Regions from separate parts of the Mus musculus genome. Here all the other regions are linked to region 1. A link is a loop called in an ENCODE intact Hi-C map of the cell type or tissue named here. Cell type or tissue: heart. All regions are shown on one strand.

The links. Hi-C counts contacts between places; a loop is a spot of excess contacts. Peaks named below come from ENCODE experiments on the same cell type or tissue, not always from the same donor. Only the 100,000 strongest peaks of a DNase experiment are listed, where the experiment ranks them.
Region 2: it touches region 1 in a loop (2.7-fold over the local background); 9 of 42 quality-filtered maps call a loop at or near these places.
Region 3: a loop joins it to region 1, with 2.8 times the contacts of the local background. A loop is called at or near these places in 10 of 42 quality-filtered maps.

Annotation. Positions count from the first base shown.
Region 1 is chr2:150,785,170-150,793,169 of GRCm38, reverse strand. It overlaps Pygb (brain glycogen phosphorylase), which reads right to left and starts at 6,374. Exons shown (of 20, transcript NM_153781.1): 1 at 6,060-6,374. The coding sequence starts at 6,302. It overlaps Gm30141 (a long non-coding RNA gene), which reads left to right and starts at 6,418. Exons shown (of 3, transcript XR_375102.4): 1 at 6,418-7,199. In heart, a CTCF peak has its summit at 4,248; DNase peaks (open chromatin) are centred at 3,849, 4,199, 5,669 and 6,429; H3K4me3 peaks cover 3,702 bases; H3K27ac peaks cover 3,835 bases.
Region 2 is chr2:150,658,963-150,666,962 of GRCm38, reverse strand. Acss1 (acyl-CoA synthetase short-chain family member 1) reads left to right here. Exons shown (of 14, transcript NM_080575.2): 2 at 7,031-7,127. Among named protein-coding and RNA genes, the nearest start is that of E130215H24Rik, 4.5 kb to the left of the region's middle. In heart, no CTCF peak of the experiment used is centred here; DNase peaks (open chromatin) are centred at 922 and 3,492; H3K4me3 peaks cover 171 bases; H3K27ac peaks cover 2,255 bases; H3K27me3 peaks cover 49 bases.
Region 3 is chr2:150,674,857-150,682,856 of GRCm38, reverse strand. Vsx1 (visual system homeobox 1) reads left to right here. Exons shown (of 5, transcript NM_054068.2): 5 at 1-2,155. Among named protein-coding and RNA genes, the nearest start is that of Vsx1, 10 kb to the left of the region's middle. In heart, CTCF peaks have their summits at 4,284 (motif pointing left) and 7,696 (motif pointing left); a DNase peak (open chromatin) is centred at 7,756.

The DNA of each region.
Region 1 (8,000 bases):
TTAGGAGGTGTGGCCCCGTGTGGGGGGAGGGGAAGATATATCAATGCCAGTGGGCTTTGGGGTTTCAAATGCTCAAGCCAGGTCCTGGGTCTCCTCTGTCTTATAGCCTGCTGATCCGGATGTAGAACTCTCAAGCTAATTCTCCAGCACCATGTCTGCCTGCATGCTGCCATGCTTCCTGCCATGATGACAGTGCACTACACCTCTGAATTGTATGCAAGCCAGCCCCAATGAAATACTTTCTTTTATAAGAGTTACTGTGGTCATGGTGCCTCTTTACAGCAATACAACATAGACCAAGACAGTAGCAATTACATGTTTAATTAAGTTAAAGCTAAATGGAGTGGTATATGCCGATAATCCCAGTCAGGAGGCAGAGGTGGGAAGATCACAAGTTCAAAGCCAACTGAGCTACACAGGGAGGTGTGCCTTAAAGCAAATAAAATGTAGAATCAAATCTATGGATTGAAGTGTCCATCTGACCCCCAAAACCATCTTCCTGTAAATCAAAACAATGTTAATGTCTGGGCACTGTGTCCCAGCCAAGTTTACACATAAAATTAACCTTCAGAGCCTGTAAGAGCAGAGGCCAAAGGTGCGCACTCACTGACAGGCGTCTTCTTCTGGTCAACACTGAGCCTACCACCAGTCTGGGGCCAAAGACCTGCGTTATCTGCTGTTGGGGAAGCCTGCTAGAGAGAAAGATCACCTTCATACACACAAGTAGAAACATATCAGACGACTAGTAATGTCAAGAAGATTTTAGCATTAGCTCCCACTGCTTATGAAGTCTAACAAAGCCCCAGATACAGTGCTCAGAGACTACCCAGGTTGCTGGATTACCTTCTCAGCAGCTGGTCCAGACTCGCTGCAAGACCATGCAAATTCACTGTGTTTATCTTCTTAGAAGAGCTGTTTTTCCTCAACCTACCGATACCATGAAGCCTCCCAAACCACAAGGTCCACAGGTTATTCAACTAGTTTTTCTTTTCTTTCTTTTTTTCTTTTTTTTTAGTTTTTCGAGACAGGGTTTCTCTGTGTAGCCCTGGCTGTCCTAGAACTCACTCTGTAGACCAGGCTGGCCTCGAACTCAGAAATCCGCCTGCCCTTTAATCTTTTTCTTTTTTGAGACAAGGTCTCACACTTTAATATTTGAAATGTGTGATCCCTGACCTTGAAATGAGTATACTCACAAGTCCACTGCTTAAGTGAGCATGCTGAGGAGGAAGCCAGTCCCAGTATATCACAGGCCTTGTGACTAACTTTTCAATGCCTGCTCTGTTCTGAGAAGACACGGCTTTGGAAATAACTTCCATACTCTCCTTGCTTGCTATAGATCCTAAGTCTTTTTCTACCCATGTCTTGGCTATGCTTATTTTAGCTTGTGACTCTCATGTTACATCTTGCTCAAATCTCTCTGGATAGAGTTTGATTTTTGGTTGTCGTCGTCTTCTTCTTCTTCTTCTTCTTCTTCTTCCTCTTCCTCTTCCTCTTCCTCTTCTTCTTCTTCTCCTCCTCCTCCTCCACCTCCTCCTTCTCTTCCTCCTCCTCCTCTCTCTCCTCCTCCTCCTTCTTATTTTTTGTTTTATCCTCCTCGTCCTCTTCCTCTTCTTCTTCTTTCTCCTCCACTTTTTTCTCTTCCCTGTCTCCCTCTTCCTCCAAGACAGGGTTTTACTGTATAGCCCTGGATAGCCTAGAACTCACTATGAAGACCAGGCCTTGAACTCAGAAACAAGCCTGCCTATGCCTCAAAAACATGTGCCACCACACCTAGTGAGATATTGGATTTTGAGACAGGGTCTCTTGTATGGTTCATGCTGATCTCAAAATTGCTATGTAACCAAAGATGGCCTTGGACTCTTCTGGCTCCCAGCATTTCTGCATAAAGGGAATGTCAACATTAAATGGGGACATTTTACAAGCAAACATAAAACCTGACCATGTTAGAATGACAGAAGCTTCAAAAATAGACTCCATAGCTCAACTCTCTTTGTTTTAAAGATGAAAAAACATGAGGCTAAGGAAGGCTAAAAACTATACCCAGCTAGCTGGTGTGGGTAGCACTCAAGACCATCCGGGGCTACATGAAGAGATCCCAACTAAAAGGGGGTGGGGTGAGTGGGTGTCAATCTAAACACACAGTAGCATATCACAAAGTTGGAAAATGGGAAAAATCAGGATGGAAAGGAGTTTAGGGCTAAAAGTGTTCACACTGCTCAGTGATAGGTATACTCAGAATGCTTCAGGCCTTAGGTCTGATCTCCAGTACCACTAAGTAAAGCAAAAACCCCTTGTAAAAGGGGTTAGACCTCTCAAAAAAACAAAACAAAACAAACAAAAAACCAAACAAACAAAACAAAACAAAAAAGGGGGGGTTGGGGGGGTTAGACTTAGGTCCTTTGCTGCACAGGACTTCTGGTTCCTAAACTGAGTGCTCTCCAAGACTCTGCTGTTTCAGGACGAACTTGTAGATCTCGTAAGAAATTATGAGAATCTATACTATGAGTGTAATTACTGTTTCTAACAACCACGATGCTAGGGCTGGAGCCATGAATCAGTAGTTAAAGCAGCGGTTGCTCTTCCAGAGGACCTGGGTTCAATCCCAAGCACCCACGTGGCAGGTCACAACTGTCTGTAGCTCAGGCCCCAGGAGAGTCCATCACCCTTTCGTGGCCTCCGTGGATACCAGGCTTGAAACTGCTGTACAGAAGTAAGTGGAGGCAAAACACCAGTACACATAACAAACAACACAATTAAGAAAGAACAAAAGCGGGGCTGGCGAGATGGCTCAGTGGATAAGAGCACTGACTGCTCTTCCAAAGGTCCTGAGTTCAAATCCCAGCAACCACATGGTGGCTCACAACCACCCATAATGATATCTGACACCCTCTTCTAGTGCATCTGAAGACAGCTACAGTGTACTAATGTAAAATAATAAATAAATTTTTAAAAAAAGAAAGAACAAAAGCACAACGCCATGGAGTAAAAGACAAATCAACAGCCACGGGAGGGTCTGAGAAAGTCTGAGGGGCTGTGCACTCCTAAGACTGAACACATGGAAGGCTTTAAAAACCAAGAGCTTGCCAGGCGTGGTGGCGCAAGCCTTTAATCCCAGCACTCGGGAGGCAGAGGCAGGTGGATTTCTGAGTTCGAGGCCAGCCTGGTCTACAAAGTGAGTTTCAGGACAGCCAGGGCTATACAGAGAAACCCTGTCTCGAAAAAAAAAAAAACAAACAAAACAAAAAAACAAAAAACTAAGAGCTGCCAAGGTGACTCAGCAGCTGAAGCTACAGCCATCAACCCAAGCCATTAGCATGCCCAGGACCACATGCCTTCTGCACATGCAAAGAACTGAATTCTCAAAGTTCTCCTCTGGCCTGAACACAGATTTTGGTAGGATATGCACCTGCCTCATACATACGTGTACACACACACACACACACACACACACACACACACACGTTTTACATATAATAAGAAATAAGTTAGAAAAAAGCCCCAAATGTTTTTGCCAGTGCAGAGAAAGGATGCAGAAAACAAACTGAGCCACGCTTCCAATGTAATCTGTGAAACTACAGTTAACATGGCCCTGATAGCTCATCACTGTTTTCTAACCTTCCCCTCAGCATGCGTGTGAAGTTGCATATCTGTAAAAGGAGAACTAATAAAAGCACTGCTGTATCAAACAGGCCATCCTGCTTCCAGCCTGAGCCAAGCAGGGTCACATCCCCCAGGCACTCACTGCCAGAGCCTGGGATGGCTCTGACGTGGTTTGTTGGAAGTACATTCTTCACATGGTGCAGAGAGGTGAACTGGCTGACTGTCAGCATCAGTTACTCAGACAAACACTGAAAACCAGGGTATCAAACACCCAAAGCTGGGCTATGCTGGGCTATCTCTCCTGTCTCCTAAATGAGACAGGGGATTGTGCCAAGGGTACCTCAAACTCTGGGGCAGCTGAGTCTACAGGAACACACCATCGTACCTGTTGGGTAGATTGCTGCCCAGAGAGTCATTTCCTTAATCTCTGGACTCACCACAACAGGAGTCCTACAGTGTCCTCCAACTCCTGAGAAATGACCTTGAACTGCAGGCAAAGCTGGATCCCTTGTCATCCACTATTTGAACAACACCAGTGAATCTGAGCAACACAGCTCTTCTACTAACAAGGCATTCTGGGGGAGCCGCTGCTCCTGGCCAGTTTCCCTGGCAGTGATCCCAAGCCCTTGTTGCAATAACCTGTTTTAGCCATTTGGGGCCACTTCTTTAGAAGCTGCCTTGCATACTAACTATGAAGAAGCCCAACTAGCATTCTAACAGCCTGTCCTCAGCATCTTTATTTCAGGAAGGGAAAAAGCCCCAGAATGAGTTTGGAAAGCAATTAATTTTTACTCTTAGCAATTATCAAATATACTTTAATGCCCTATAAAAAAATTACTCTAAAAAGCTCTGTCACTAAGACAGCTGTTGGGTGCCCAGATTTCTTTTTTGTATGTTTGTTTGGTTTGGTTTTTTTGGCTTTTTTTGTTTGTTTGTTTGTTTTTCAAGACAGGGTTCCTCTGTATAGCCCTGGCTGTCCTGGAACTCACTCTGTAGACCAGGCTGGTCTTGAACTCAGAAATCTGCCTGTCTCTGCCTCCCAAGTGTGGGGATTAAAGGCGTGCGCCACCACCGCCCAGCTGGGTGCCCAGATTTCTATGGCAAATCAGATCATCACTAACTGGCCCCAGATAGGCAAGAGTTTTTTCCTTGCTAGTTTTCACTCTGTCTTAATACAAGATAGGCAGAATTCTCCATACCAAATGCAGAGAGAGAGAGAGAGAGAGAGAGAGAGAGAGAGAGAGAGAGAGAGAGAGAAATTCTTGCAACAGGGGATGTGTAAAAATATGATACCTGCATAAGCTTAAAAGCACCAGTATGTATTACTGACCCAGAGCCCTGTTTATGAGTGAAGCCACAAATGGTTTCGGATGAAATAAAAGCCACAAAATTGTGCAGCATACAAATATGCATACCTGTGTATTTAGGAACAGCAATTACCTGGAAACATAAACGGAACAGAATAAGGAGGACTGGGGGACCTGGTGGAGCTGGCACACGCCTTAATAATCCCAGCACTCTGGAGGCAGAGGCTGGTGGGTTTCCGTGGGTTTGAAGCCAGCTTAATTGCACAGAGTTAGCAGTCCAGCAGACAGAGCTGAGAAGTTTTGGGGGTTGGGGTGGTGAGAACTGTCAAAGGCTCCGTTCAGTGTATTTTGTTTTCCTACTAAGAATAAAGGTTTGCAAAACAGAAAAAATGCTACAACTTCTAAAGCAACTTGCTAACAAGTTTTGTCAAGGTGGAAACCTCAAAGGCAGCCTTCCCCACGAGGATTCCATCTTTGAGTTTCGGACCCTCTCCTGTTTCAGGCAGGCATTACAAGTGATTTTCTTCTCATCAGTCTCGGAGTAGGGGGTAGGGTGGGGAGCACGGGGCGGGGCAATTCCCTGCAGATTACTGATCTCACCCCTTTCCGACTCATAAAACTACCGGATCTAGTTCCAGTCCCCCATCTTCTTCGCTCGGGGCTGCAGAAAAACAAAAGGGGGAGGGGAGTGGGGGAGTAGAGGAAGCATGAACTCTGAAGCCATCTCGGAAGTCCACAGCTGGAAAACAGCCGGAAAATCCGCCGGCAAGAGCAGACCCCTAGAGCACTTCTCTGGGATGCGCAACTCCGCCGTGGGCAGAGGCCTGGCTCCATACAGCCAGATTCCAGACAACGTACCGGTGGGGGACTGACTGCGGTGGAAGACAAGGGGCCACTCAAAGCCATACTTAGGGACTGGGGACTGCGGGCCGGGGAGCAGGGGGATGGGTCTCAATTAAAACGAAACCCGAAAGAGAGGGTATGCACCGGTCCTTCGAAGGAGGATGCATAACTCTACTGTCTCTTCATTGGTCGCAGGTGACCGTGGTGCAACAGGGACCAGGCCCGTGGGCGATACTTGGGAGGGGGGGGGGGGCGGGACCCGCCCTGCCCTGGGCTCGGTCTCCCTCCCAGGGAGGGCGGGCTGCTCACCTTGGGGTCCCGCTCATAGTAATGCTGCTGCGTGCGGATCCAGCGGCCCACTAGGTGGTCGCGAACTGTGTGTGCCAGAGCGAAGAAGTAGTCGCGGGGCGTGGCCACATTGCGGTCCTTGACCAGCGTGAAATGCAGGTGTCTGTTGAAGCTCTTCCGCACCTCGGCCACGTCGCCCAGCCCCGCGATGCCACGCACGCTGATCTGCTTCTGCCTCTCACTGTCCGTCAACGGCTTCGCCATGGCGCCAGAAGAGGCAGAGGACAGGGTACGGCCCTGGAGCGAGCAGAGAAGACTCTAGCGCTGGGATGCTGCGGTGTCTCTGGCGCCAAGGACTGCAGCGGAGGCCGGCTCATACGGATTGCGCCTGCGCTTTGCGAGAGGGCCGGGCCCTGTGGATGGGCGTGGGCTGATCTGGAGGCGGAGCCTCGGAGAAAGAGCCCGTCAATCAGGCTGTTTCAGCCGGGAAGAGAACGTGGACGCTCGAGGGGAAATGGTTTATTCCTTTACTGGTGTGTCTGGGGCTGGAAAAACCGGACTGCAGCTTCCCCATACCTAAGATTTACCACTTTTATGAGGCAAAAGTAGAAACCGAACCAGTGGCTGCGCCTGCCACACTGGAAGGCAAACTCTTGCCATTCAGGGACTTCCTGGAGTTTCCGGGGCTGCAGGGACTGGCTCTGCACAGAATCACCAGATGCCCTTTTTAGGACTGCATTGGGTGCTCAGGTGTAGCTGAGCTCTGTTAAACGTTCAGAGAAGTGTGCACACGCTTGACAGACAGCCCCCAATACCTGCTGGGACTCGTCGCCAAGCTGACAGGTGGTTCTGAAAACACACGCAAGAAAAAAACGTTGTTTGTGCAAAAACTAAAAATTCATAAGTCATATCAATGTTTGTGCCTCCATGACACCACTTCAGCTCTGGAGAACAAACTGCATGGAACTCCTCAAAATACAAATCGCCAGTCTAGGCTGCAGTGACAAACACAAAAAATCTGCTGCAAATTAAGTATACAGCATTCTCTCCAAGGATGGGCAGAGGCTACTATCAATCACAACCTTTCTGGTTGTTAAAGAAAAATTCCATCCAGAAAGAAGTCAGCCATGCACAAGGAGAAGAAGGAGAAACATTTCATTGGTGAGCAGGGAAGCAAGCTGAGGTTCTGAAAGGGTTTAGGCCAGCCCAAATTTCTTACCGTTTATAGGTCAGGAGGCAACACTGCCTGCCTAGGGGACCATCTCAGAGTGGTCTCTGAATCCCTTAATCATTAAGGGAGTTTAGTTAGGAGTGTTTACAGCAACATAAATTGCAGAAACAAATGGTTTTATATAAGAATACATTATAATTTCAATAATATGTATCAGGCAGGTAGCAATAAAAAGGCATACAGGAATTGCAAATAACAGTAGTCTTGGACTGTAAAAGAACTTTTCTCTTAGCAAACTGTAAGAGGAGGTTCAGCATGACCTTAGTCCTCTGTGACAACCTTCCCTTCAGGCAGTTTTGGCAAATGTTTGTTTTCCAGATAAAGGGTGGGTGGTTTTTTTTTTTTTTTTTTTTTTTTAACAAGGCAGGACTCAACCTACCTAAGTAAAACTTTAATCCAATTGACTCCTACATAACCAGACACCAAGCTATCATAAAATTATACAGACATACATTCATACATGAATATATATAGTTTTTGAAGGAATACCCTATAGCTAGAGATCAGCCTCTCTGACAGAGACACATAACCCTTCACCATATGTGGGGAGCAGCTTTCAAAGCTGCCGCTTGGCACTCTTTCCCAGGGAGCTCTGGGATGAGACCCTCTGGTCATCGATATACAGTGCTGCCTCCTGTAAACTCCCTTGGCCCCAGAAGAACTGCCTTCCCTTGTTGTGGAGACGCTTTCCCCACATAGTGAGGTCAGTGACTTGCCTTCATTTGCCTCTT
Region 2 (8,000 bases), 130 kb after region 1:
GACGAACTGAAGGTCTTTAAGACGAGGTGGCAGGTGATGCTTTGTTTAAGGACCAAAGTTAGAGGTGGAATCTGGTGTCTGCAGTTTCACTACCTCTTCAGCTTTGGTGCGTCTCAATCGCCCCATTTGTAAAATGAGAAAGCAATACTCACCTCTTATGCTGTCTGTACCGCAGTGCTGGGGGTGGGGATACAGTAACCTGTCCAGGCTTACTGGTGATCAATAAGCTGTAGCAGTTCTGATTTAATATATTCAGAAATTATAGGGTCTGTTTTTATTTATTTATTTATTTATTTATTTATTTATTTATTTATTTATTATATGTAAGTACACTGTAGCTGTCTTCAGATACTCCAGAAGAGGGCATCAGATTTCATTACGGATGGTTGTGAGCCACCATGTGGTTGCTGGGATTTGAACTCGGGAACTTCGAAAGAGCAGTCAGCGCTCTTAACCACTGAGCCATCTTGCCAGCCCCCTGTTCTTTTTTTAAAGCACAAAACTTTAAAGAAACTTTGGACAAGTCATTTTTCCCCCGTATATTATATCACTTGACAAGTTTAATCTAAATGAGTCTTTTACTAGATAAGTGTTGCCTTTAGACTTGAGTCAGCAAATTCTTCAACTTGGGTTAAGAAGTTCTTGCGTTTGCAGAAAGTGTCCTTCAAGTGAGTATAGCAGTTTGCAGAAGGAAGGGGGCAGAAAGTGTGCGGCTTCTTTGGAAACCTCTCCTCCCTTAAGAGGTCAAGGCCGCTGGGACGACCAAGCTTGTAGCTGATAAGAAGTGGTATCAGCCTTATGGTGAGGCTTGGGTGTGGTCTTCTAGGAATTCTCTGGCCTCTATTCTTCTACTATTAGAGCTGTGTGAGCCAGACAGAGTTTGAACTTCGCCAAACTGACATGCAAGAAAGCAGCTTCTCCAAATGTCTGGCTTCCTATCTGTCAGCAGCATCTTTGCCCTTTGCCCGTTTCTGCAACCTCCAGGGGTTACAGTGTGAACAGGGAACAGACCGACTGCAGCTGCTCTGGGAGCCACTTAGAGAGTTGTTAAGTCATTGGGCTGTTTAGGCCTGATCTGTTTATGTGTGATAATGACAACTTGTTCCAAAAATTTGAGTGGCACTATTATCCTTCCAGTGATCTTCAGGCTAATGCTTTTCAAAGGTCCAGACCAATGCTGCTGGACCAGGAAGCTTTTAGAGATGCAAATTCGGGGGCCCACTCTAGACTCTTAGGTTTAGAAACCCCGTGGCTGGGTGTCTTCCAGCTGTGATTGACAGGCCCTGCAGGTGCTTGGCACAGCACACACAGCACAGTTTGGTGGTTTCAGCTGGGTCTTTTGGGCTACACTGAGGTCTTAATTCTTACTTCATTGCATTTCACATGTTTCCTTATATTTGACCTAAAGAGAGCAGTGTGTCCTGGAATATTATTGTAGTTACCATTGTTCCATACTCTAATTTAGCTGTACTGCTGGATAATGACCCTTTTATTATCCTGAGGTCTTAGGTCAGGACTCTCAGGGCCCACGGGGGTCTACTCTCTCCCCTTCCCTGATATCTCACCTCCTGGTTTGAGGCCTGAGTGGTGGGTGCTATGCTTAGAATATGGTTCATCCCCTAAGCTCCTCAGTAAAGTCCCCTTGTCAGCTATTATGAGGGAGGTAGCTAGGATTGGGAGAGGTTATCCGGGCTGAGATAAAAGGTTCTGATCTTGGTGTTTTATAAGAGGGAGTGGCCAGAAGAGATAATGGATGTCTCATTCCACGTGATGCTCTGCCTCATTTTAGGGCACACTCATCAAAGACAGCATTACCAGACACAAGCCTTTGAACTTCTAGATGCATGAGCTAAATAACTGTTTGTAAAAATAGCCATCCTCTGTTATTTCATCAAGGTTCCTGAGAATGGATTGTACAGTTGTGATAAGTGAAATTTCAGGCTGGGCTCAACTGAAACATGTCCTGCAAACCACACAAAGCATCTCATGGTATAATGGCTAGGTTCATGGAAGGTTCTGTGTCCTGAGGGTCAAGAGACTCAGGTAGGAATGAAGGCTCCTGCTGAGCAGGCTGTCTGGGGTGGGGAGGGTACTTGGTTGCCGTTGTTGCCCCATCAGATGATGTTCTCAGCACACGCAGCCGGGGCTCTTGCTAGGATTAGGTGAGATTAAAGCTCTTGACACTGTTCTTAGCACAGTGCAGCCCTAACCACTCATCGCTGTTAATTATTAATGAAGCATTTGGGGAAGCAGTGACCTTGGTTTGTCCTTCAGGAGGCTGCTGAGTATTGTGCCCATCTGAAACAGACCCTGTTGCAGGATATTTGATCACACTGTGAACCCTGAGATTGTGTTATTTACTGAAAAATACCTGTTTCTAGTCCGGGTGTGGCCTAGCCTTTAGCACACACCTTTAATCCCTCTGGCTGGAATATACACTCTTAATCCCAAACAATGAAGGTAAAGTTAGTTTGTAGAAGGAAGCACCTATGTTTGAAAGTGACATTTAATTGAGTGGCAGACAAAGTGACCAACTGGAGAAAAATTTGACATGATAGGATCTGTCCAATTCTCATGAGAAGAGAGAAGAAGGGGAAGCTACTTAAGAGAGCAGTGCAGAGAGAGAGAGGGTGGAGAGGGAGGGAGGCAGTTTTACCAGGACACTTGTACAGGGACAGGTTGCAGAGAGATAACAAGCTAGACATAGGTGAAGACAGAACAAGCCAGAGAATGAGGAGGAGCCAGAAGAGTCAAACAACTTGCTAAAGTCAGTATGAGGCCAAAGAGAGCAATTCAGTTAGAAACTAAGAGAAGCCAGATTGAATCGGTCATCTTGGAGACAAGTTTGAGCTAGAACAGCTGAGTTGACCAGCCAGCTAGAGTTCAGAAAGAGCTAGAAAGCGTGAGCTTGTTTAGCAGTAAGTCTCAGATCTACTTTGTAGATCAAGCTGTTCTGGAATGCAAAGAGATTCATCTGCCTCTGCCTTCACCTCCTAGTACTGGGATTAAAGGCATATTGCCACTATGCCTGGCTGGAATAAACTAATTTTAACTTTAACTATCCATTGAGAGTCTTCTTGGGTGTTTTTGTTTGGTTGTTTTTTGTTTTTCTGTTTTTTTGTTTTTTCTTTTGGGAATGGAGCCCAGAGTCTCACAGAGGCTAGGCTGGTACTCTGCCACTGAATGCCACTAAGGCCTCTAGATACTTTAGGAACACCGCACAAACAGAAGTCACGTTGCTGATGCTTTCCTCGATGGCTGAGATGATGGCAGATAAAGCTGGTCGAACCTTTTAAGGAACTCCAAATGAAAACGCAGCTCCAGTTTCATGAGGCAGAGCTTCTGGAAGAATCTGAATTCTTCTCCGTCGTCAGAAGCGTGACTTGCTTTAAATAGCAGCTGCTTCTGGAAAGTTGGCAAATATAGCTTTTGGAAGGAAAGTTCTCACAATGTGCCAGGGAAATTCGCTATTTAAAGAAAGCCATTGTGAATCCTCGTGTACTTATTAATCCCAGTTCCTTTTCATGACGCTTGAAGCTTTGTGTGCTGGATTCACTTACATCTGAGCTGGGTGTGGGTGTGTGTGTATTTAAACAACCAATCAGAGCTTTTTGGAGCAGGGGTGTGGTTTCGTAGTTGTACAGTTAGTTAGCCTGTAGGAAACTCTACATTCCGTTCCTTGTGCTATAAGGTTGGGGGTGGGAGTTTGAAAATTCCTACATTATTGTGTGCCACATCTTTGTAATAGAAGTAATAACACTTGTAATTTGTGTGTGTGTGTGTGTTGTTAATAAAACTAAATCTCTGATCCACTAACAAGCATTAATGGAACTGCTCATAAGACTGTGTTAGGATCTGGGCTGGGCTGCTGTGTGCTACAGTTACCGAGAAGGAGCCCCATGGCTGAGCAGATACCCTGTTTTTAAGGGCCATATCTCACTCTTAATGATGCAAACATGGAATGGTCCTGTTGTATAGATGGAGACACAAAGGCCCAACCTCAGAAACAGTGGAAGATGCCCACTGTCATAGCACCCGAGCGACACAAAGAGATAGATGATAAATCTGCTGTTGGAAGAACTACTATGATGTGCTCTGACACGGTCAGTTGGACAACACTTAGTCTCATAAAAGATATCAAGTATCGAAAGCTGCCTTTTGTAGCCAGAGAAGGGCTGAGAACTCACAGTAGAGATCAGAAAACGAATTGGCTGTTTCAGCCACATCCCTTGAAAGGTAGGAACAGGAAGACAGGACCATGTGAAAACAATGGACAGCTAACTCACCAAGGCTGTGTGTCTCCTTTTCCGAATAAGCACATAGGCGGGAGAACTTCATCACAAGGCACACTGAAAGTTTGGTTTCAACTTTTGTGCCTCTGATCTTGATTTCTCCAAAGGTCCGATGAACAGCCGTGTTTCAGCTTGGCGATATGAACTTTAGCATGAACAATTCCGTTTTGATTTTTAGTCTGGCCTGTGCTAGAGCTTAGACCAAAACAATGGTCTCCTGTTAATTTTGCTTTGACAGAGTGAAAAAGTGCATCTGTACTGGGGTGATGTGCTCAAGGTACCCACATGGCAGGTGAAGAAGGTCTGTGGCTCTCCACCAGTCCCCAGGAGAAAGGACTCTGGGCACAGTAAGGAAGTGTTACATGGAGTAGGCCAACTGAGAAGTGGGAGGACAGAGGCTCACTGTGTACAGGGGACTTAGAAGGCTTAAAGTAGGAGGTGGGGTTTGAGCTCTGCCTTCAGTTGTGCTGGGCCCCGGCCCAATTCCTCTTGAAAATGCTGGAAGGTGGAAAGTTCTTGTCTCACGGCCCATTCTTTGGATTGAGTTGCTTTTTCTTTTACATGTAGAGGTTTTGTATAGGCAGGCAGAGTATCCTCCATGTCTTCCTTCCTCTCCCCAACCTTCCCTGTCTTCCTTTTTCCCTCTTGCCTCTTTCCTCACTTCCCTTTTCCTTCTCCCCCATCCCTTCCCTTCCTCTCTCCTTTTTGTCTCTCACTCTCCTATTTCTCCTCCCTGCCTCTTTCCTTTTTTCTTTGCCACCCCTTCTTTTCTTCCCTGTAACTGAAGCAGTGGGAGGAATTGTAGTATTTGCTAAAAAACCAACCAACCAACCAACCAAACAACCAAACAAAAAAACCATTATGAACTTGGAATTTTAGGTTCATGGTTCTGTCAGGACCCATACTGAGATGGTTCTAAGGAATGGATTATTCTGTTGGCATGTTCCTTGGGGACATTGTGACATCCTCAGGTCCAATCTCATGACACACTTGTGGGTGGCTAATTCTTATACTCACCCAGAGTCAAGGGTTGCTATGCCACCCTGTGGATTAAAAAGCTGAGACTTGAAGTAAATGACAAGGGCACTGTAGTTAGTGGGTGGCTGGCCTGGAGCCAGACCTGAGGATTTTTTTTTTTTAGGTAGCTGCAGGCTGCCAACCAATAAGGTATGGCCAGGTGTCATACTGGGCTATCAAGTACCTTTATTACCCCCACACCCCCACCAGGAAGAGAAAGAAATGGAATCCCCACAAAATCTGGAAGCGTCATATACAGTGATGTACCTGTAAACACACAAGAGTCTGCCAGTGTGTGGTTCCAAGACAGGCTGCAGCAGGACTGTTTCCTTAAAATGCATAGTCTCTGCCAGGGGCTGGTGGGCTCCCAGCTGTCCAGAACAGCTCATACTTCCTGCTCTTAACCAGTTCTATCCTGATTCTCCTTCATGATTTTTCCTTAGCACTGATTCCCTGGTGACCTTTCCTAACTTGTCATGACCAGTTCAGAGTCACCTCCACCACCAGGCAGCTGGGGACACAGCCCTGTGCCAAGGGCTGACTTCTTTGTTGACTGTTAACAAGCTCTGAAGCCATGATTTTAGGATGAAAACTCTTGGTGTTTGGGCATTTGTGTACACACACACACACACACACACACACACACACACACACACATACACACACACAATCGCCACACCAGTAAACTAGATTCAGCCTGGCAGCGCATTCAGCTGACATTTGTGAAGCTAGCTTGCTAGTTTCTTCCCCCAACAGCCTTGTTTTTCCAGTCTCTGTAGCATCTGCCTATTCTCAGCTGCTTGCACACTTCCCCGTTCTGCACAGTTCTAAGATTCTTCTGTCTGTGGATCACACCTCTTCATAGCTCCTCTCCCCTTTGCCACAGATTGGGCTCAGCTTTCTTCCATCTGCTGCACAGAGCAGTTCTTGACCGCCTGTTTGGACCATTTCAGGGAGAGTGGAGGGCCATGTGAGGGACCTGGAGCTAGTACGAGTCAAATCTGTTAGTGTGTGACCTTCGGCAGGCTGCTCAATCTCTGCACTTCACACCAAGGATGAGAAATACTGGGAGTGGGTCCCTCAGGATGCTGCTCACATCCAGACTCTGGCTGTTACTGTTCGTCCCAAGTTGCTCTTTGCTTCTGTGAAAAGGTTTGTCTTGTCTGGGTAACTTCAGCCCCAGTGATCTGTTGATCTGAGTCCATCTCAGATTTCCTCCAAATACCTTGAGGCCACTGGTGGGAATATGCTTGGGTAGAAGTGGGCACTGCATGAACTGACCCGAGTTAAACTCACCTTTAAAATCAAGTGATCAGTGAACAGGATGTCAACAGAACTGAGCCCACTTGTCTTCAGGTTTATGGTAAACAAGCCCATTGACCTTGTGCTTTTCCCAGCAAGTCATGTGAGCCGAGCTTGGGTAGCAGAGGGGGAGGGGAGAACTTTCTTGAAAGGCATGCCCAGCTTAAGGTGGTGATGCCACATGGATCCAGTGTGGAGACCACTGGAATGGTGGGATGACCTCAGAGTCTGCGTGGAAGGTCACCTTGTAGGCAGGTCGTGTTTGTAGTGATTGTCCCTGTTCTCTGCAGTTGTGGCAGTTACTCCTTCCTGAGAGAGAGATCCTGCTCTGCAGGAACAGCAAGCCACAGCAAATCAAATCCTATTCCATTCCCCTCTACAGCATCTGGAATAACATTTGTTAACTTTTCTTTGCATAGTCAACTGCCTGGATCAGCATGTGCAGAAGTCTCCTGAGACCATAGCTTTGATCTGGGAGAGAGATGAACCTGGGACAGAAGTGAGAATCACTTACAGGTACTGTGTGACACCTGGGACCCTCAACACCCAAAACACCACCTGGACCTTTCTGAGGTTTGGATTTGGGGAAGGTGATTGATCCCTTTGTGACCATTAACACACTTTCTAGTCTGGAAGGACTCTGGTTGTGTGTTTGCTTGGTGACGCCTAATGTCTGAAGATTCCTACAGCGATGTTAAGAGACTGGGGAGGCATTGGCCCTATTCTGCTGCTGTGTCTGGCTCAGGACATGGAATTATCTAAGCACTGGGAGATGTTTCAGCTTTGGGGGTGTTCTGTTAGCTCAGGAAAAGAAGATGTGGGCAAGACAGGTTGTGGCAGGTATCAGAGCATGCAGAATTCTAGTTGTATTCAGTTCAACAAAAACCCTGAGCTGGAGCTACTCAAATAAGACAGGGCAAACTCATGCACAGGAGCTAAAGCTGCCAGAGCCTGAATGTGGATGGCGTCTTTGGAGCACTTGCTACTAGTGTCTCCTGTCACTGATGTGAAATGCACAGAAATTAAGTGGTCTGCCTAAGGTCACATACTAGTAGATCTTAATTTGAGTCAGGTTAGCGCCAGGGTCCTTCATACCATCCTGCCCTCCATTGTTATCCTGTAACGGTTTAAACAGGCAGCAAAGAATTACCCTGTTATCAATACCAGCTGCTGGCCTTTTTCTATATATCTTATGGTGGGGCGGTCATTTACATAAGTTTTTAAAAAGGCTGACAATGTTCCTTGATTTCATAAATGGAACCTATACACTATCTGGACTTGGAGTACCAAGTGTGTGATGCAGTACCAAGGTTTTAGATGAAGTAGGGAACATTCAGGGAGATGTGGCCATAGACTTTGATAGGTCCTTGGATAACTGGCTACCTGAAG
Region 3 (8,000 bases), 110 kb after region 1:
TCATACCACCTCTCAAGCCAGTCAGTTTGGTCTAAAATCTTGTTTTTCCTTAGTGGAATCTGAACATGGAAGGTTTGAAGTTCAAAGAAAATTTTAGGGATGGGGTATGACGTCGCTTAGTTAATAGTACACAAGAAGGCCTGGATTCAATACCCGGCACCACTCAAACCAGATACAGTAGCACGCACCTGCAATCCCAGCACTCAGGGGGCGGAGACAAGAGATCAGATGTTCAAGAGCATCCCAGAGAGAGAGAGAGAGAGAGAGAGAGAGAGAGAGATTATTACTCCCTAGCATTATTTAAGATGTGGTTCAGTCATTAAAGAGGGCTGGTCTGACCTCCTCACTCTAAGTTAGAATATTTGGTTTGGTTTTGGTTGAAATGGGTTCTTGCTGTGCAGCCCAGGCTCGCTTCATTTTCATGATCTCCTGCCTCAGTCTCTCTAGTGCTGGGTTACAAGTGTGAATATAATTGTTATACCATCTCTAGGCTTCAGAGGAGTGAATGAATGAATGAATGAATGACTGCTATATTACCATTCCTTGAGCTGGGTCTAGGACATCTCTGTCTTTGTGATAGGTGATAATTTTGTGTTCTCAGTCACTTGATGGGCCTTGAATATTCGAGGTATAAACAACAAAGAAAGCCACAAGCCCCTCCTTCTCTGAAGTCACCTGGAGCCATGTTTAAGCAATTGTTAAATATCTGGAGACTGTCTGAAGGTCAGACCCAACTTCTTGGTCTTTTTGAATTTATGTTTGAAAGCACTTTAGTAACTTGGATTCATGAATGTTGTCTTCCCTGTATTTCTTTTGCCATTTATTTGTTATTTAAAAATAAATGTGTCGTGTGTCTGGCTCAAAGCTACTTCCTGGCCCCTCAGTAGGCTCTCCCCTTATGCCCCGTTTTAGTCTGGAAACATGCCGAGCAAGCTGTCTTTCAGCCCGCAGAACTTAGCACAGGGTCTGTGTCATGTACTGTGTGGCAGTAGCCCTGGCTTTTGGAGTTCAGAGGCTGAAGAAGGGTTGTCTGTTTTGGGCAGCTTCCTCTGCAGATTATCTCAGGAACCCATCAAGTTAGGCTGTCCCCACCTTCACCCTAGTCTCTTTAGATAAGAAAACGGGCAGTCTCTTCCTTTAGTCTAGGTTTGTCCTATGTTAGTTCCATAGTGTTACACTCTATATCAATGAAGTATTAACCCTGTGAGATGATGGTGAAATGTTGCTAGGTGAGAAGCCCTTAGAGGGGGAAAGAGATAAGAGGAAATAAAGATGTTTAAAGTACACTGAAAATAAAATAAATAATATTCGACAACTGGTTCGAAATAAACATGTGAACAATGGGCAAAAGTCTCTGAAACATTCTAAGGAAAACAGAGATAACAAAAATGGTGTGGGGCATATGTAACAGATGTGCAGCTGGGTCTTCACGTGGGACTCCTAAAGCAGGAGCAGGGGCCGTCTCTGACCTCATTGCCGTCCTTTGGATTCCCCCTCCCCTAACTGCACCTCAGCTCACTGCAGCTCAGCGTGCCAAGCCTGGCTGATATCCATGTGAGGTGTCCCCTCTTCTGAGAAGAAGGGGAAGGGGCTGGGGGTGGGGAGGGGAGAGGAAAGGGAGGAACTGGGGGGGGGGAGAGAAGCTCTCGATCAGGATGTAAAGTAAATTAATAAGTAATGGGAAAATGGTGTGAGAAAAGAGGAAAGCTATATATTTGTGTGTGTGTATATATATATATGTATATATATTTTTCTTTTTTTCCCTTGACTTTTGCTATGTTACCCAACCAGCGATCCCTCTGCCCCAACCTCCACAGTAGCTGGACCACAGTTTTGTGCCACTGTGATCCCGCAGCTAAAACTGTGTTAAATATGTAAGAAAAGCACTATAGCTCAGTGTGCTGGTATTTGGGAGGCTGGGCCAGAGGACCTCAAGTTCCAGGTTAGCCTTTGCTACAGAGTGAGATTTTTTTTTCCTCCCAAGACAGGACCTCACTATAGAGCTCCGGTTGTCTTAGAACTCACTGTGTACCAGGCTGGCCTCTGCTTGGCCTTTGCTTCTTAAGTGCTGCGATCAAAGGCCTGGCCATGAGATCTTGTTTTTTAAAAAAAAAAAAAAAACAAATAAAATAAAAATCACTATTCACAACTAAAATAACCAGTATGTTCATTAATTTGTTTTAAAACTCTTCAGAACTTGGGCTGGGGAGCTGGTGGTTTAGAGGACTCACTGCTCTTTCAGGGGACCTGGGTTCAGCTCTCAGCACTCACATGAAAGCTCACAACTACCTGTAACTCCACTGTGGGTGATACAATGCCCTCTTTCTGCTTTTGTGGGACCTGGGAATGTGTGAAGGGTACAGACTTATAAGCAGACCAAATACCCCCATACTAGAACAAAATAAAATAATAACAAAATTCAAACCCATACGCTTTTATTAGGGAAAAAAATCTACAAATGGCACTTTTTTCCCCTTAGGTAATGCATACCACTAGCACTAAATCAGCAAAAGCACAAAATATTAAAGATCATTAAGCAAGGAATCCATAGAGCATTGTACTACAATATGGCTGTGGATCGATGGTTAAGCCACACCTGAATTCTTAAAAGTTCAACAAAGCATTTTAATGGTACAGACATTGCTCTGGTACACAGAAAAAAGGTAAGAAGATTTCTAACGCTAACATCATCCTAATTCTAGAACCCCCAAAGTCGATACACCCACCTCCCAGCTCTATTTAGCGCCATAAATGGAAGTGTGAAATGTGCAAATAATTCTCAGTGTTTACAACCCAACAGAAGGCCAGACATGCTCTTTGTATGCCGGTCTACACCAAGCACACAAAGGTATTTTTTTAATATTACACATAACCTGGCAATGCTAAGGTATTTTGATGTTATGAAGGAAACTGCTTACACATTTATTAGCATCTCAGACTGTACAAGAAGGTTATATTGATAGATATTGAAAACACTGAAGAGGAAGGAGCTGAGGAGACCGCTTAATGGATAAAATGTTTGCTGTGCAAGCATGAGGTCTGAGGTTTGGATCCCCAGAATCCATGGAAATGCTAGACAGGCATGGTGGTCTGCCTGTAATCCAACCCAGGAGGCAGAAGTGAGGGACCACCAGGGCAAGCTGGCTAGTTAGAGCAGCCATAATTGGTGATCGGTAGCTTCAGTGAGAGGCCCTGCCTCAATAAATAAGTGGGGAACAATAGAGGAAGATGCCTAACATTAATTTTAAGTCTGTGCCTACACATACACACACACACACTACATACACACACACTACATACACACACACTACATACATACATATGTCCATGGGAACCTCCCTTACAGGTGCACTCCCACACATGTAAGTGCATAGACAGGAACTCACACCACACAAAGGTATCCACAGAAGAAAGGCACTCAGTAAATGAAACATCAGGCTCCTAGAAACTTCATATGAAACCAGGTGTGGTGGTGCACAGCTATATTTCTGACAGCCAGGAGGTCGAGGGAGGAGGGTTGGGAGCTCAATGGGTGGCTTCTCACAGTAACAGAAAGTAACTGATCCAACACAGTTGTCTTCATAGACCTGGCACACACCCTCCCACACAGCTCAGTCCCTTCGAGATGACTTATCACACCTAACACGGTGTAAATGCCAGGTAGATGGCTGAAGGGTGTGTCATCTAGGAAATGATAAGGGGAATGAATTCATGTTCACTTACCTATGGGCTTTAGAAATATTTCTGATTTATGGTTGAGGGGATCAATCTACAGACAGGGAACAAAATAGTACAGAGAAAGAACGAGAAAGAAGGCAGGCCATGAATAAAGAGCAGGAGATGAGGGGAACGTCTCTAATCTAGCTGAAGCTTTCACTAATTTCTAAACAAAATTAAGTGACGGTACTGAGTTCTAGTCCTTGGGTAACTGAAATCTCATGCAAACCAAAAGCATCGAAAGTCTTCATGGGTTTCTCTCTCACTCATGAAAGCTGGTCTTGAAACGCTGATTTAGGCTAGAGTTCGTGAGCCTTCCAGTTTTCAAACTTTAGTTCCCACCTTTGTTATTTTGTTGACAAAACAAGAACCACACTTCTGACAAACAGGCAGGTAAAATCTGGTATGGAGGGCAGCTCCTCTCAAGGACCACTGCCTTGGCTGAAGAAACAGATATTCTCAAATTTCTATGGCGTTTACTGGTCCTCAAGTTTACAAGTTCACCCTGGGGGAAAAAAGCTTTAGGACCCGGTTTATCACAAATGGCACAATGGCGCCACCTACTGGCAGGTACTGCAAACATGCATCCACTCTGTCCATTGCAAAGCCATAGATAACTATTTGCATTAGAGAAATTTTCTGTCCTTTTTCTACCCAGCCCTCCCAGTTGCCCTCAACACCACCAGTCTTGTTTTTCCTCTCTGTTCCCTGATCTCTGAACAGGCTTTGAAATGTTTTAGTTTCCAAGTGTGGCCCATCTTGATTTTATTCGGTCTCACATTGACATTTCAGGATTTCTCTTTCATTCCCTTCCAACAAAGACCCTCTATTCTTTGTTGGAAAAAGAAGTGAGCTTCTTGTTAGCATTGACCTCTCTCTGCTTCCAGACTGCAGACAAAATGTGACGTGTTGCTTCACACTCTGGCTGTCAAGCCTTCCCCAGCATGATGGACCTTGCCCTCAAACTATGAGCCAAAACCAAACCCTTCTTTCTTTAAGATTTTTTGTTTGCTCGTTTTTTACAGGCATTGATCACAGAAACAAGAAAAGTATCCAACAGTGGTCATTTCAACAGATGTTGGTTGTTATCCATAGTTACTGTGTTGTGCAGTGGACCTATTGTTACTACAGCGTCAACTTAGTCATTTACTTTTATCAGCATGTGTGTGTCTGTTTATGTGTGTGTGTGTGTGTGTGTTTCTATATGTGTCTCTGTGGGTATATGTATGTGTGTCTCTGTGTGTGTCTGTGTGTATGTGTCACTGTGTGTGTCTGTCTCTTTGTGTATATGTGTGTGTGTCTCTGTGTGTGTCTGTCTCTGTGTCTCTGTATATGTGTGTGTCTGTCTCTGTCTGTATATGTGTGTGTGTCTGTATCTCTGTGTGTATATGTGTGTCTGTTTCTGTATCTCTGTGTGTATATGTGTGTCTGTCTCTGTGTCTCTGTGTGTATATGTTTATGTGTCTGTGTCTCTGTGTATATGTGTGTGTGTCTCTGTGTGCATATATGTGTGTGTCTATCTGTGTGTCTCTGTGTATGTCTGTGTGTATATGTTTGTGTGTCTGTCTGTGTCTCTCTGTGTGCATATGTGTGTGTGTCTGTGTGTGTGTGTCTGTATGTCTGTCTGTGTCTCTCTGTGTGTATATGTGTGTCTGTCTGTGTGTGTGTCTGTCTATGTGTCTCTGTGTGTGCACGCTTTGCGTTTCCTGCCATGCTTAGTTTCTTAGTTAACATCTATGTTTTCCTCTTTCCATCATTCAGTTTCCTCCATTTCCCCCTCTGCTAGATTAGAAGTTATACATTCTGTATTACATGTGGCTGGTCTCACATAACTATTAAATGTAGATTAGAACTCCTCAAATAGTGAAAGGATTCTAGGAAGTTGCCTCTGACCTGTCACCTTTTGTGCTCCTGTTGCCCAGGATTTTGTCTGTATCTTGTTTTTCTTAGCCCCATGGCCATAACAGACATTTCCTGTCACTAACACTTGTTTATATTCACCCACTGGTGAGACACTGAAAGTATGTCTCATAGGTACTCTGTAGAGGTGAAACTGTCCTATATATAAGATACATCTATGTTTCTAAGGTTGATGACCAATTCCCATTCCTGGGTTGGAAGTCTGTCTTCTCCAGTTTTATAACAACAACACTGTTAGATAATTTGCCTAGGATGTTGTAAGTGATGGTGTAGAATGTATTTAGCCTGCTTGGACTCTGTGTGTGTCCATGATTTTTGAAGTCTTTCATTGATAACAGAAATGCTGCAGCTTTTAACTCAACCTCTCTGTGTTCTCTTTCCTGGGATCTCTAAATGTATGTGTGTGTGTGTGTCCCACATTCTGTGTCTTGTGTCCTCTTTTACAAAGTTTCGATCTTTTTGACTCTGCTATATATTCTTCTTTGATGGGGGAAATTTATTTAGCTCATAGTTACTGCTAGGATAGAGGTAGGGTATGTTCCTTAAGCCTATTTTTTCATCTCTACCTTATTATCCTTATTTGTTCTTTCCCCATTACACCTACTCTTTTGTTGCTGTTGTTGTTATTGCTGTTATTGTTGCTATTGTTGCAGTTATTGTGTGTCTCTGGCTGGCTTGGAACTTGATATGTAGATCAGGCTGACCTCAAACACAGAGATCTGTCTGCTTCTGTTTCTGCCCCTCACATGTAAGGATTAAAGGTGTGAGACACCATACATGGCCACTCTTAGGTTTTCTTGTTCGTTTGATTTTTGAGTGTTGCTGTGAAGCCTAGGCTGGGCTTCAGCTCCCAGGCTTAAGTGATCCTTTGGTCTCAGCATCCTGAACAGTTGGCCCTGCTTAGTTTGTTGTTTGCTTGCTGTTCCTGCTTGCAAACTTTTGCTCCAATCCTTTCACTGATTGGCTTAGAAGTTCTGTACTGTTTTTAGTTTTCTAAGAGTTATACATTCACTTTCACCTGCAAACATGTTTCTGCCACCATCTGGAGCAGGGCAGTCGCATCATGCCTTCATCTAGGAAAGGCCTCTGGTGTGCTTCTTCTCCGTGACTTTCAGCCAAAATCTGAAGGTTTCCCTGAGTGTTCTGCTGCTCATCTGGGTCCTGGCAACTTCTGCTCTCATCTTTCTTTCTTTCTCTCTTTCTTTCTCTCTTTCTTTCTCTTTCTTTCTTTCTTTCTTTCTTTCTTTCTTTCTTTCTTTCTTTCTCCCTTCCTTCCTTCCTTCCTTCCTTCCTTCCTTCCTTCCTTCCTTCCTCCCTCCCTCCCTCCCTCCCCTCTCTCTCTCTCTTTCTCTCTCTCTCTCTTTCTTTCTTTCTTTCTTTCTTTCTTTCTTTCTTTCCTTATTCATTTATTTTATTTATATGAGTGTGCTACCTGTATGTACACCTGCATCCCAGAAGAGGGCATCAGATCCAAGTATAGATGACGGTGAGCCACCATGTGGTTGCTGGAAATTGAACTCAGGTCCTCTGGAAGACCAGGCAGTGCTCTTAACTTCTGAGCCACCTCTCCAGCCCCCTCTGTATGAATCTTGGGCTACACATTTTCTTTCTTTCCACTGTACTTATCTGCCACCTGCTGGGGGCTTTCCCTCTAGTTTCTTTTTAATCTTGGAGTGCATGTGCCTTAATTTATCATATTTTAAAAGTAAATATAATTATTCATTCATCAAATGAAATCTTACTAACTAACTCAATTTTATATACCCAATTGACCAAATTAACTGTGTGTCTTGAACATTAAAAAGATAGATCTCTCATCTGCTTATCCAGAGTCAGAATCATTGAGGTGAGAACTATCAAACTGTCTCTGCTGGTCATCCTGTGTTCACGAATTATTTTAAGAGACCGTCCTCAGGGTATGCAGTATTGAGGTAGTTCTGGACTTCTTTCCATGGTGGCATCCTTTAAGAAATGTCTTATGTTCCAGTTGATTTATCCAGGGGCAGATTACAGGCAGAGTTGCCTACACAGGACAGAAATAGCTTTGAAGGCAAGGGTAGACTTCTGCCACCTGGTGGCAGTGTTGGTCAGTTTTACAATTCCTTGGGGGCTGTAATTGTTGACACTCTGTTTCGCTCCTGATCAGCAAACACATGTCCTCTTGGGATTCCCAGCTGAGGTCTTCAGGGCTGGGTCATGTTTAATCACTCGCTGACTGTCCAGAAACTCAGCAGGTGTTTTCTGGCTCATCCTTGCCTGTGATCTGTCTTCAAGTCACACCTGCCCTATAAATCTTCCTCCTTGGGTCTTGGCTGAGAGGTTGGGAGGCCCAAAATTGCTGAGACTGTAGCCAGATGTGGTGA